2 separate regions of the Homo sapiens genome follow, and region 2 is linked to region 1. Evidence: chromatin loops called from intact Hi-C (ENCODE). Cell type or tissue: heart left ventricle. All regions are shown on one strand. Links, peaks and the distances in the headings refer to the core of each region. The heading gives the core; the rest is flanking DNA.

The links. Hi-C counts contacts between places; a loop is a spot of excess contacts. Peaks named below come from ENCODE experiments on the same cell type or tissue, not always from the same donor. Only the 100,000 strongest peaks of a DNase experiment are listed, where the experiment ranks them.
Region 2: a loop joins it to region 1, with 2.2 times the contacts of the local background. A loop is called at or near these places in 3 of 110 quality-filtered maps.

What each region holds. Positions count from the first base shown.
Region 1 is chr1:56,060,909-56,066,294 of GRCh38, forward strand. All of the region lies in intron 2 of LOC105378741 (a long non-coding RNA gene), which reads right to left. All of the region lies in intron 1 of LOC124904591 (a long non-coding RNA gene), which reads left to right. Among named protein-coding and RNA genes, the nearest start is that of LINC01755, 120 kb to the left of the region's middle. In heart left ventricle, for the core only: no CTCF peak of the experiment used is centred there; a DNase peak (open chromatin) is centred at 2,743.
Region 2 is chr1:56,381,907-56,387,292 of GRCh38, forward strand. No RefSeq gene overlaps it. Among named protein-coding and RNA genes, the nearest start is that of LINC01767, 30 kb to the right of the region's middle. In heart left ventricle, for the core only: no CTCF peak of the experiment used is centred there; no DNase peak of the experiment used is centred there.

The DNA.
Region 1 (5,386 bases), core at 124-5,123:
ATGTATTTCATCAGTACCTCTTAACATTCTGCCCTTCATTGCCCTGGAATGGGTCTTGTTCAAACTTCCCTTCCACAGCTCAACAAATAAGCAAACAAAAATAAAAAGCTTAGCTTTCCATGAAAAGGCAGTATAAACATCTGGCAGGCTTGCTGGGTCTTGGCTTCCTCTGCCTCGGTTTAAGTGCTCAACTTGAGTGTATTTGGGTTTCAACAGAGGAGGCTTTGCTAGACATTACTCACCCCCCTGCAAAAGCAAAAACTTAGTGATAGAAATACAAGTGCTCTTGTTTGTTGACCAAAAGCTAAACAAATCATTTGAGGTTTTGGGTTAAAAAAATCTTTCAAAAATGTAGTTCCCACATATTCAGTTGGGATATGTGTAAGTGTATATGTGTGTTTGCTTAAATCTTGTCTGAAATAAGATGGGGTATAAATATAAATATGTGCAAATAACTTAAATAAATTTTAAAAAACTCATTTTTTTCAGTTTTATGAATTGAAATGGGCCAAAATTAATCTCAAATATGGGCCAGCCTTTGACAAAATCCTCCAGTTGGTTAAATTTTTTTATACCATCTGGGTAAGTTTGGGAGTGAGTTAAGCCCTCTGGGCTCTAATTCCTCATCTATAAAATGAGGATAATATTAGGATAATATAAAATTGACTGTGGTGAGGATGGATTTAGAAAATTCTGTGAAAGCCTTATAAACTGCAGAGTCTTTCATACAGACAAAAGGCTGTGTTTACTGCTATTTTCTCTGGCAGGCACAGGTCTTGTAGTGGCAAATTCTCCTCCATGATTTACCAACGCAGTTGCTCTCATGCTGCTCCTTGGCTGCCCAAGGACCCCAGGAAGCGTCTTCTCCATTGGCAGTCCCATCTCCCCAATAAACACCAAAACTTTTGCAAGAAATAGGTGTCAGGTGGATTTGGTTGTAGATGGGGGAGAAAAGAAAACTAAGATAGCCAGATTCAAGAAAGCACAATTTAAATAGCCACTCATAATACTAACCAGGTTAATTCCTCCCTCCAAGAAAGAAGACAAAAGAGGAAGTCCTTTCTAAGCAGCAGAGCAGAACACTCATCTTTCCAGAAGGGCATGGTAAGAGGAAGTGCAGAGTAGGCAGTTATATAACAGGCCTAACAGGTAGCACAGGCAGGAAGGAGGATGGGTATGAGCAAGACTGAGAGAGGTTCATCAGTGCTGGATTTTCTAACAGCAGTGAACTAAACCCATGCTTAGGACATTGGCAAAGGAGGAATGGCTAATAAGTAATTTGATTTTATTTTCAAATTACATATGTGGGAGGGAAATCATGATGCTTTCAGTGCTGTGGACATATAAAGACCCTGGTCCTGATCCAGGAGGCACTTGGGTACCGAGTGTCAACAAGAGCCCCTAAGAGAAGATAGGGTGAAGCCCCCATGGCCCTGCCACCTGATGTGTCACAGCAGAGAGGCATTGAGTATGGGAAACACCATGCTTAGGAACATGGGGCAAAAAGAAGTGGAGGGACAGCTCAATAGAAGGGACTATATACAAATCACATAGCCAGACAGGGCTAGCAGGTACAGCAGGTTCTAGAAACCCTGAGAATCAAGAGCAACAGGGCATAAGTGCCTCAGGAGCCTAGGTCTTAAAAGGCTGCAGCTCCAGAAACAACACAGACAGAAAAATTGATCCAAAACATGGAGGGGAACATCAGGAAGATATTCTGGACACAGGACTGGCAAGAAACAGGAATGGTGATGGCAAGCTTGGCTGGGATTGAGGGTGGTATTTGCCCTATCCCTCCATGAAGCCCTGAGTAGGTAGAGAAACTCTTGTTATCCATATCTCAGAGCCTCCAGTCAGAGAAACCAGGGCACTGTTCTGACGCATGGGCGTCTTTCGTCATTGAACTTGAGGGGAAGAGGGAGTGGCAGTTGCACAGAAGGGCCTGGATTGGGAAAGGTCAGAAAATGAACACATGCCAGGTTAAAAGCCAGTGACGGAGACTGGAAGAGCAGAAGACAGAGCCAGAGGACCTAGTGCTACATTGATGCTGGGATGGACAGGGAAACAAGGTCAAAGGTGGGGGCAGAGTAAGGGGGTTTTAAATGCTTTTTAATGACACAGCTATCAGACTAGTTAAAAAGCCCAGATCCGTATGAATTCCAAGCAAAAATATACCCTGCGCAAGTGCAGACCACCTAGACTTGGCCTTCTGCCTGATAAAATTGTTGGAATTCTCCAAGGAATAGCAAAGTCAGATTGTGATGAGGGGGCAGAGGTGAGAGCAGATAATAGATGAGAAAGAAAAGTGTTATTGTCTTAACAGGTAGCACAGAAAAGACATTCTTTCCCCCTATAAAGAATCTTTGTTTATTAAAATTCTTTAAAGCAGCTTGAAATGAAATCATCACTTTGAGATATGCATTGGCATGAGCTAAGGTCACCAAAAGAGATAAATAATGTATAATACATCCAAAATTAATAGTGGTTTGGGGGTACTGGAAAGACAGAAGTTTGGGGAGAAGAAGGAGAAATGAAGAACAATTAGTGAAATGGCATGAGACTAGGCCACTGTACAACATGAAGAGAAAAGTGAAAGCTCCTCACTGCCAAGGTTGCCGAAAGATGTTTAGGAACAATGAAGCTTTGTATCAGTAAGATATTGCTGCATAACTAATGACCTCAAAACTCAAAACAACAATAAGCAAGTATTTCTTGTTCACGCGTCTGTGGGTCAGCTGAAAGTTGGCTGGCCTAGGCTGCGTATGGCTCCAGGCCATGTGTCTGTTCCAGGTCTATGACACAAGGCTGTCATCCTTCTGGGATGAATGGGCTACATAGTGCACACTTTTCTCTTGGAAATAACAGAATTACAATAATAGGAGCCCTCCTTGAAAGCACATTTTAAACCTCTGCCTATGTTCCCTCTAATAATAATCTTTGGTCAAAGCAACTCACATGACCAAGCCCACCATCAATGGAGTGAGCAAGTAAACTCCTCTGATGGAGGAGGGCTGGTAGTAAGAGTGGATATTTGCTAAACAACGATCTGATCTACCACAAGCCTTATGCTAAATTTAAAATTATTTGCATTGCTGCAATGTAAATTCCTTCTCTGACCACTCTCTCAATCTTTAGTAAATGTACCACAAATACAAATTTTTTGAGCTGCTTTTCTAGAGAAATCAAGGCAGAGGATTGACATGATGCAGAACAGAGACAGTAGATGAAAGTAAGTGATCCACAAGACAGAAGGCAAAATCAGAGGTGGCCATGAGTACCTAAGCCTCCAAAAATCATAGGCATATTGGGAAAATCAGAGAAATAAGGGCCAGAACCAATCTTGTTTAGACCTCAAGGAGAGCTCATCTGCCAGCTATGTTACTTAAGACTATTGGTAATGGCCATTGGTAAGTGAGGCTAGACTGCCTTTCCATTGTCTGACAGGAAGCTATGGCGGAGCAGGACAGGCCATAGAAGCCTCAGGGCTCATTCTGAACAGCAGGGAGGAGGAGGTCATCAACCAAGTCCAGTTAGGAAATTTGGTCCAGAGGGATCCAGAGGCTTGTATCTGAGTATAAGGTGAGGATTTTTTTTCCTAAGAGTAAAGTTAAAACAACAACAACAACAACAACAAACCCTAGTCTTTAGAGAGGAGGTGTACTGCCATTGCAGAATTATCAGTTAGACTACTTGAAGTTTAGTCACTATACTCACTTAACTAGGGCACTTCAAATTATTCCTGAAGTAGAAAGTATTGAGTATTAACCTTCAGAATAAGGGAGACATAGAAGGCAAGAATTACCATGTTGAAAACTTGCTCAATATCCGGAAGTACATACACTATTATCTGATTAGTCCCCACATGACCTCCTCTCCTCAGAGATAGGAATTATTATTCCCACTCTATGAACAAGAAAATGAGATCATAGTGGCTGGCCTTTTTCAATGGAAAAGGCAAAGCCAAACATGTAAGGTGGTGGTTGTGAAACCATACAGCTGCAGCAAGAAGAGAAGCATGGTACAAAAGAATGGTTGCTGCATACAACCCTTGTTGGATACATTTATGAGGATTCTTGTCATGCTTGTCAATCCTAGATGAGTTTTTATGACTATGACTCATACGATGTTCTGTGACCTCAAGGGCTTTACAATTGCAAAGCGGATAATCTAATCTCTTTGGTTTGAATGAAGAAAACATACCTAAATTATGCATTAATCTCACCCTTCACCTATGTTTATAGCGTCTTCATCCAGTCTATTTCTATTGCCAGAAAAGGAGACAAGAGCTGGGACAGGGTAGGGAAGTAACATTTAATAAATGTTATGTTGTGTCATCTGTGTATAAATCAGTACATAAAAATGCTTGATAATAAAGAATATATGAGCACCTCTATAGCATGACACTACTGCAGGTCAGTAGACTTAGGAAGACAGTTACAGTCATAAGAAAATTATAGATATTCAGTTTTCTCCCTTGGACAAATACTTTGACCACTTATAAATCTTAACTATCTTAGTGGATAAATACCGTATTCACTTTCAAATGCATATTTCAGCCCCCTTCTCAGAGCCTTCTTGGAGTCGGCTAACTTAGGAATGTAAGTCTTTCCTCTCTCTCCACTAATGAATATGAGATCTGTCCCTTTCCTGTATTCCATTAGACCCTTACTCTCAGATGGGGGAGAACTAGTAGATCTTAGTTGGTATTTGTGTACAACTGAAAAACAGTGATTTCGAGGTGTTAAGGGATGAGAGTGGCTGGGCTATGAACTAGTGAACAGCCTCATCCTTCTCTGTGATGTAGTTTTTGAAATGATGAGGCCATGTTAAATGGTCAGTCCGTAGCAGAATTTCTACTGCCTAGGAAATAGTTACACACTCTGCTATATCGCTATCATTTACTTTTCATTCTTTCTTAGAAATTCAGTCTCTCTGCCTACATTTCCCATCTGTTCTTGCATACTCTCTGCTGTATCTACTAGAGCCCCTAGCACGTTAGTCATAATTGTTTTAAATTCCCACTCTGATTAAGTCCAACATTCCTGACATATTTGAGTCTCATCCTCATTCATTATTGGTTTGACAAACCTAACATAAAATCACCACATGAGATAAAATGTGTGAAAGCAAAGAACACATAGGACAGTCTCAACAAAACCATGTTTAACTGAATAACCTCCAAATCACCTTCACAGCAGACCATAAGATGAGAAGTTTGATTTGTTTGTTTGTGTCTTTTTCTATCAAGGAACCTATGTAATAAGGTTAATTAGGAAACAAGTTTTCCTAATAAAGCCTATCTTCTCTCGGAGTCTGAATTCCATGGTGCTCTACAGTGTCCTTTGCTTTACCTCTTAATACATTTTTATAAGGAAACACTCATACA
Region 2 (5,386 bases), core at 166-5,165, 320 kb after region 1:
CTGAGCAATTAGAATCTGTGGAATATTGGGGTAGGGGCTGGTTCCACAAAGAAGATGGCGGGTTTCACACAGCAGGCATGCATCTGCTTCGGTTTCCTAAATCCTCTGGAACACCTGTGCTACGAAAAGCACATCTTGACATTTAGTAGCATTTTAGGAAGGGGATTTTTTTTTAACCGAGGCTTTTAGACCTTTAGACAAATTCTAATCTTAGATCTAAAATATCTCCAACGATAATTTAATTCAACCCGATTTTTGACAGATGGGCAAACTAAAATCCAGAGAAGAAGAAAGAGGGAGGGATCTGTTTAAAGTTAGAAGGCCATTTTTTTTTATTTTTTATTTTTATTTTTGGCAAAACTGTAGCTGCAATGCTGGTCTCCTAATTCTTTTTAATTTTTTGGAGATGGAGTCTCACTCTGTCACCCAGGCTGGAGTGCAGTGGCAAGATCTCCGCTCACTGCAACTTCTGCCTCCCAGGTTAAAGCAATTCTCCTGCCTCAGCCTCCAGAGTAGGTGGGACTACAGGTGTGCGCCACCACACCTGGCTAATTTTTGTATTTTTAGTAGAGATGGGGTTTTACCATGTTGGCCAGGCTGATCTCGAACTCCTGATCTCAAGTGATCCACCCGCCTCAGCCTCCCAAAGTGCTGGGATTACAGGCATGAGCCACCACGCCCAGCCAGGTCTCCTAATTCTTGATTCTGGGCCCTTTCTCTATGACTCCACACATGCTTCAAATTCAGTGAATAACCTATTGAATATTTACTACATACTGGGCTCTAAATCACCACACCATTATAGAAGTGAAGTTTTAAAAGATTAAAACATACATACCTGCAGCATTTTTAAATGGAGGGCTTGGCTTGTTCAGAATCTTGAATATAATCATGGCCTCTGCAATATTCTGAACTCCTAAGAGCAGGGGAACTGCTTATTTATCTCGACATACCTAGTCGAGGAAATGGGCAGAGAGTAGACTACCAGTTAATGAAGGAATGCATCTTATGCTTGTTTGAGGATTGTTCAAACAATCCTGATATTGAGTGCAGATAGTTCCAAGCAGCTCTGCTTTCATGGTGGGACTCAACGGAGACTCTGCCGGTAGTGGGTGGGTGGCGATGATTGTTTTTCCCTGGCTGGTCAATTGCCTTTTCAGGTGGTCTTTATTAAGCCATCAATCTTTTAACCCTGACAGTCACTGTGACCCAGTGCAGCTCAGGAAAGGAATCTTTCTTAATTACTAGCCCTTTCTTGCTCCCTGGAGATCCTTGAGTACTGCACCAGCTGGAACTGATGGATGTAGTCTGGTTCTACCAGCAACTGAAGTATCTTATTTGCTCAAACCTGAGGGCTTAGCTTGCAATCCTGGCGCATTGAGAGGTGAGACTGGCAAGCCACCTACGTTTTATGTCTCCAGGAAAAGACCTCTTTGCTCCAGCATTTGGAGTGTTGCTGAGGGGTTAATAACACAGACTTCAGAGTCAGACCCATAGAGCTTGGATTTCCATCTCTGCTACTCACTGTGAAGCAAATGGCTTGACTCCCCTTGCTTTGATTTTTCTCATGGGTCGTAGGTTTCCCTCACCTGTGCCATGTTGAAATGCTACCAGCTTAGTCCTCGGGCCACTTCTCTGTTCTGTCTGTACTCATTTCCTTGGCGATCTTACCCATGGCCTTAAATATTATTTATATGACAAACACTAGTTATATGCAAAAGGCTTCCAAATGTTTAGCCCAGACCTCTCCCCAAAACCCTAAGCTCTGATATTTAAGTACATACCTAACATCTCAACTGGACCATTAACAGACATCTCAAATTTAACATGCCCCAACCAAACTCTTGATTCCTGCTCCACCCTGTGTTCCCCATCTTAGAAAATGGCAACTCCTATGCCACCAGTTACTCAGGTCTAAAACCATCATACTGTATTTACACCCCCACCTTCCAGTCCGTCAGCAAAGCCTGCCAGCTCTACCTTCCCCAACCTGACCTCTTCGTGCCACCCACCCCATTAGCACCGAGATCCACATTCCCATTATCCCTTGCTTAGATTACTACAACAGTCACCTCGCTGGTCTCCCTGCTTCCACACCCTCACCCTTAAAGACTTTTCTCATGCAGCAGCCATAGTGACACTTTGCAAAGTCAGATCATGTGTCACTTCTCTACTTCTTATTTCCCTCAGTAAAAGCTAAAGAACTCACAATGCCCTGCAGGGCCCTACTAAATATTTTCTCCCACAGCCAGTACTTCTTCTCTCACCTCTTCTCCCACTGCACTCCCTGTCACTCACTCCATCCCAACCACAATGCCCTCCTTGTGCCTCCAACCAGTGCGTTCCCACCTCCGAGCCCTTGCAGATGCAGGGCCTACTGCCCAGAGCGTGCCTCCGTGGGTTATCAGCATGGCTCACTCTCTCACTAATTTCAGGTCTCTGCTCGGATTTACACTACTGGAGGCCTCCTCTGATCTGCCTTTCACAGAAACAGATGGATCTGTATAATAGCAGCCTCCCCCGTTCTGCTCCGCTATCTTCCATGTCCTGCTCTCTCCTCCCTCATAATCTTACCACCCCTTGAAATAGTCATTCACTTACTTGTCACCTGTCTCCTTCAACCTGAATGTAAGCTCCATGAGAACAGGGGCTTTGCTCTGTTCACCAACATCTGTGCCTCCAACATTCTGAAATAGTGCCTCGCACGCAGGAGGTGCTTTATAAATATTTGTTGAATGAATAAATGAATCCATAAAATGGAGGGTAATAATTTATCTAGTAGGATGGCAGACAGATTAGATGGGATGGCCTGTGTAAATCATCTTGCATACTTTGTAGGCTATCCTTCTCCCAGAGGAGCTTCCAACACAACTGCAGGTCATGATCAGTGCTAGGGTGAAATCACCATTGCAACCCCTTATGTAATAAGAGCTGCCATATATGAGGTGCCTTCTTTGAGCCAGTTCCTGGACTAAGCTTTTACCTTCTCTCTACCATTTATTCCCATGGCAAATCTACAAAATAGGCATTATTATTTCTACTTTTACAGATACAGTAACTGAAGTTTGGAAAGATTGGAGAATCTAGAGTGGTTAAATGTATACAAACGAGTTTATCATATAATAAGCACATAAGTGTTCCATCCAAAATTCTGCCTCTGACAAGGAATTTAGGAGCTGGTGGCCTGCTGAGCCTCATTAGAACCCATCTATCCCTATAGACCAAATTTTTAAAAGGCTAAGAAGAAATGAAGGAGACATAAGAACAGAATGAGGCTCCCCTTTCATAAATTGAGCCTATGAAGAGAGCTGCCCTTGAAACTTTAATTTTTCAATAATGGAAGTCAATAATAGAAGTGTTGAGATCAGTCCGACATGAACTTTTTTTTATCACTTTTTTGGAGAATATCTACTAGATTACACAGATCTTCTTCAAAGAAGTCACGATGACTATGAGCACACACATGAGATTTATCTTGTGTTTGTCCTTCCAGATCTAGCCAAGTTGCCCTCTGCCAGTCAGAAGCACATGATAACAAATAGAGTCAGGTTTGAAAAAAGACACAGAAATAACTGTGGCCAACTGTGTGGCTTGGTTCAGATTCCATAAGGACTCCCATAGGACCTTGAAGATGTGACCCAAGGTCTCAAGTCTCTTAAGCAATTCTGAATAAGGAAGTGCAAACAACTACAAGATCAAAGGCATTTGAGCTGTGAGAGAGAGTGACAGGGAAATGGAAGGAAGGAAGAGCAAGAAATTCATGGTTAAGAGAAGAAAGCTCAAAAGAGACACTATTATATAGAGGTGTATGTGTGTTATATTTTCTATACAAAGAGGGAGAGAGTATACAATGAAATGTTAAAGGATTGTCTGAATGGTGGAAATATGGCTGATTTTTATTTCTTTGTCCTTATTTTTATTTTTTTCTGCAATGAACATACTTTATTTGTGTAATAAAAAGGAAAAAGAAGATATTAACCAGAGGATGGCAAGACTCACCACTTTCTGGACAGCACTGAAACAGGTTCCAAGTATTCTACCAATGACTCCTGCCTCCCCTCTGTTTGTTTAGGCTGGGGGTGGCCTTTCTTCCAGTTTTCTAGGCTCAAAAATCTCCTGGTCTGCAAGTTTACCCCCTCTTTGCCCCGTTATGTACTTCATTTATCCTAACATGCAAATGTTTGTTTTGAAAAAATTACACTCACCAAAAAGTTTTTTAAATCATGAAAGAGGGACCTCATGTGAGAGAAAATGATCAATCCCAATAATAAGTAAAAAGATGCAAATTAAAATTCACACAGTCTACCATATTTCCCTAATAAATTTAACAAAAAAATAAAAATAAAAACACACAATGCTGGCAAGGATGTAATTAAATTCATAGCCTCCTGCGTTGTTCAGGATACTATAAATGTGTTCAACCCTGTGGGAAAAGCAAATTGGCAATATGAATGAAGAGCCATGAAATTGGCCACTCTATTTCATTCAGTAATTCAACCTCAGGAAATGCATCTTTAAAACATAATAAGAGTTGCTGTCAAAGATTTCTGTCCCAAGATGTTCATATTAGCAGAAAAAAATAGTTCTAATATACCCACTTAATGAAATATTAAACCACCATTTAAAACTATAGTCATGAAGACAAGAAGCAATATGCTCCTGATATATATAAATGCACACCATGATTGTAATTACATATAAGTAGAGAGTAAAATAATCTAAAACACTCTCAAAGAAAACGCACCAACATAAATTGAATATAAGAGAACCGTAGAGATGGAAATCTTTTTTGAATTTTCTATAATGAGAGCATGTTTCTTTAAGGACTTTTTAAATCCATTTTAAAAGTAAATTGAGGTAGATGCATGCATTCTTTGCACGCACCTTCACCTGGCTGTGCCTCAGTTTCCTTACTTCCAGATACACATAAGAGCAGCTTCCACCTCAGGTGTGATGTGAGTACTGGACAAGTTAATTCATCTGATGTGTTAAATGAGCTCAGGCTTTAAAGCATTTAGAACAATGCCTGGCACATAGGAAATACTCAGTAAATGTTGATGGTTGTTGTTTCATGCCCTGTCCCTACCTTTCCCCTTCATTCTTCTACTATATCACAAGAATTTCTCTTCTCATGTATGTCCTTTAAGTACCCCCAACCTGGTCTGCCTCCAGACTCTGATTTATTACCTATCTTGACCACAATTTTCTAAAACAAATGAACAAACGAAAGTAAACACAAAAATTATTTCTTTATGTCTCACAAACCACCAACCTTTCCCAGTTTGGGGACACTATTCATACTCCTTTATGCTTCATGACTGGTGCTAAGCTTCCTTATAGACTTTGCATCACAAAGCCCCTTTTATGGTTGAAGAGCAAGTACTAA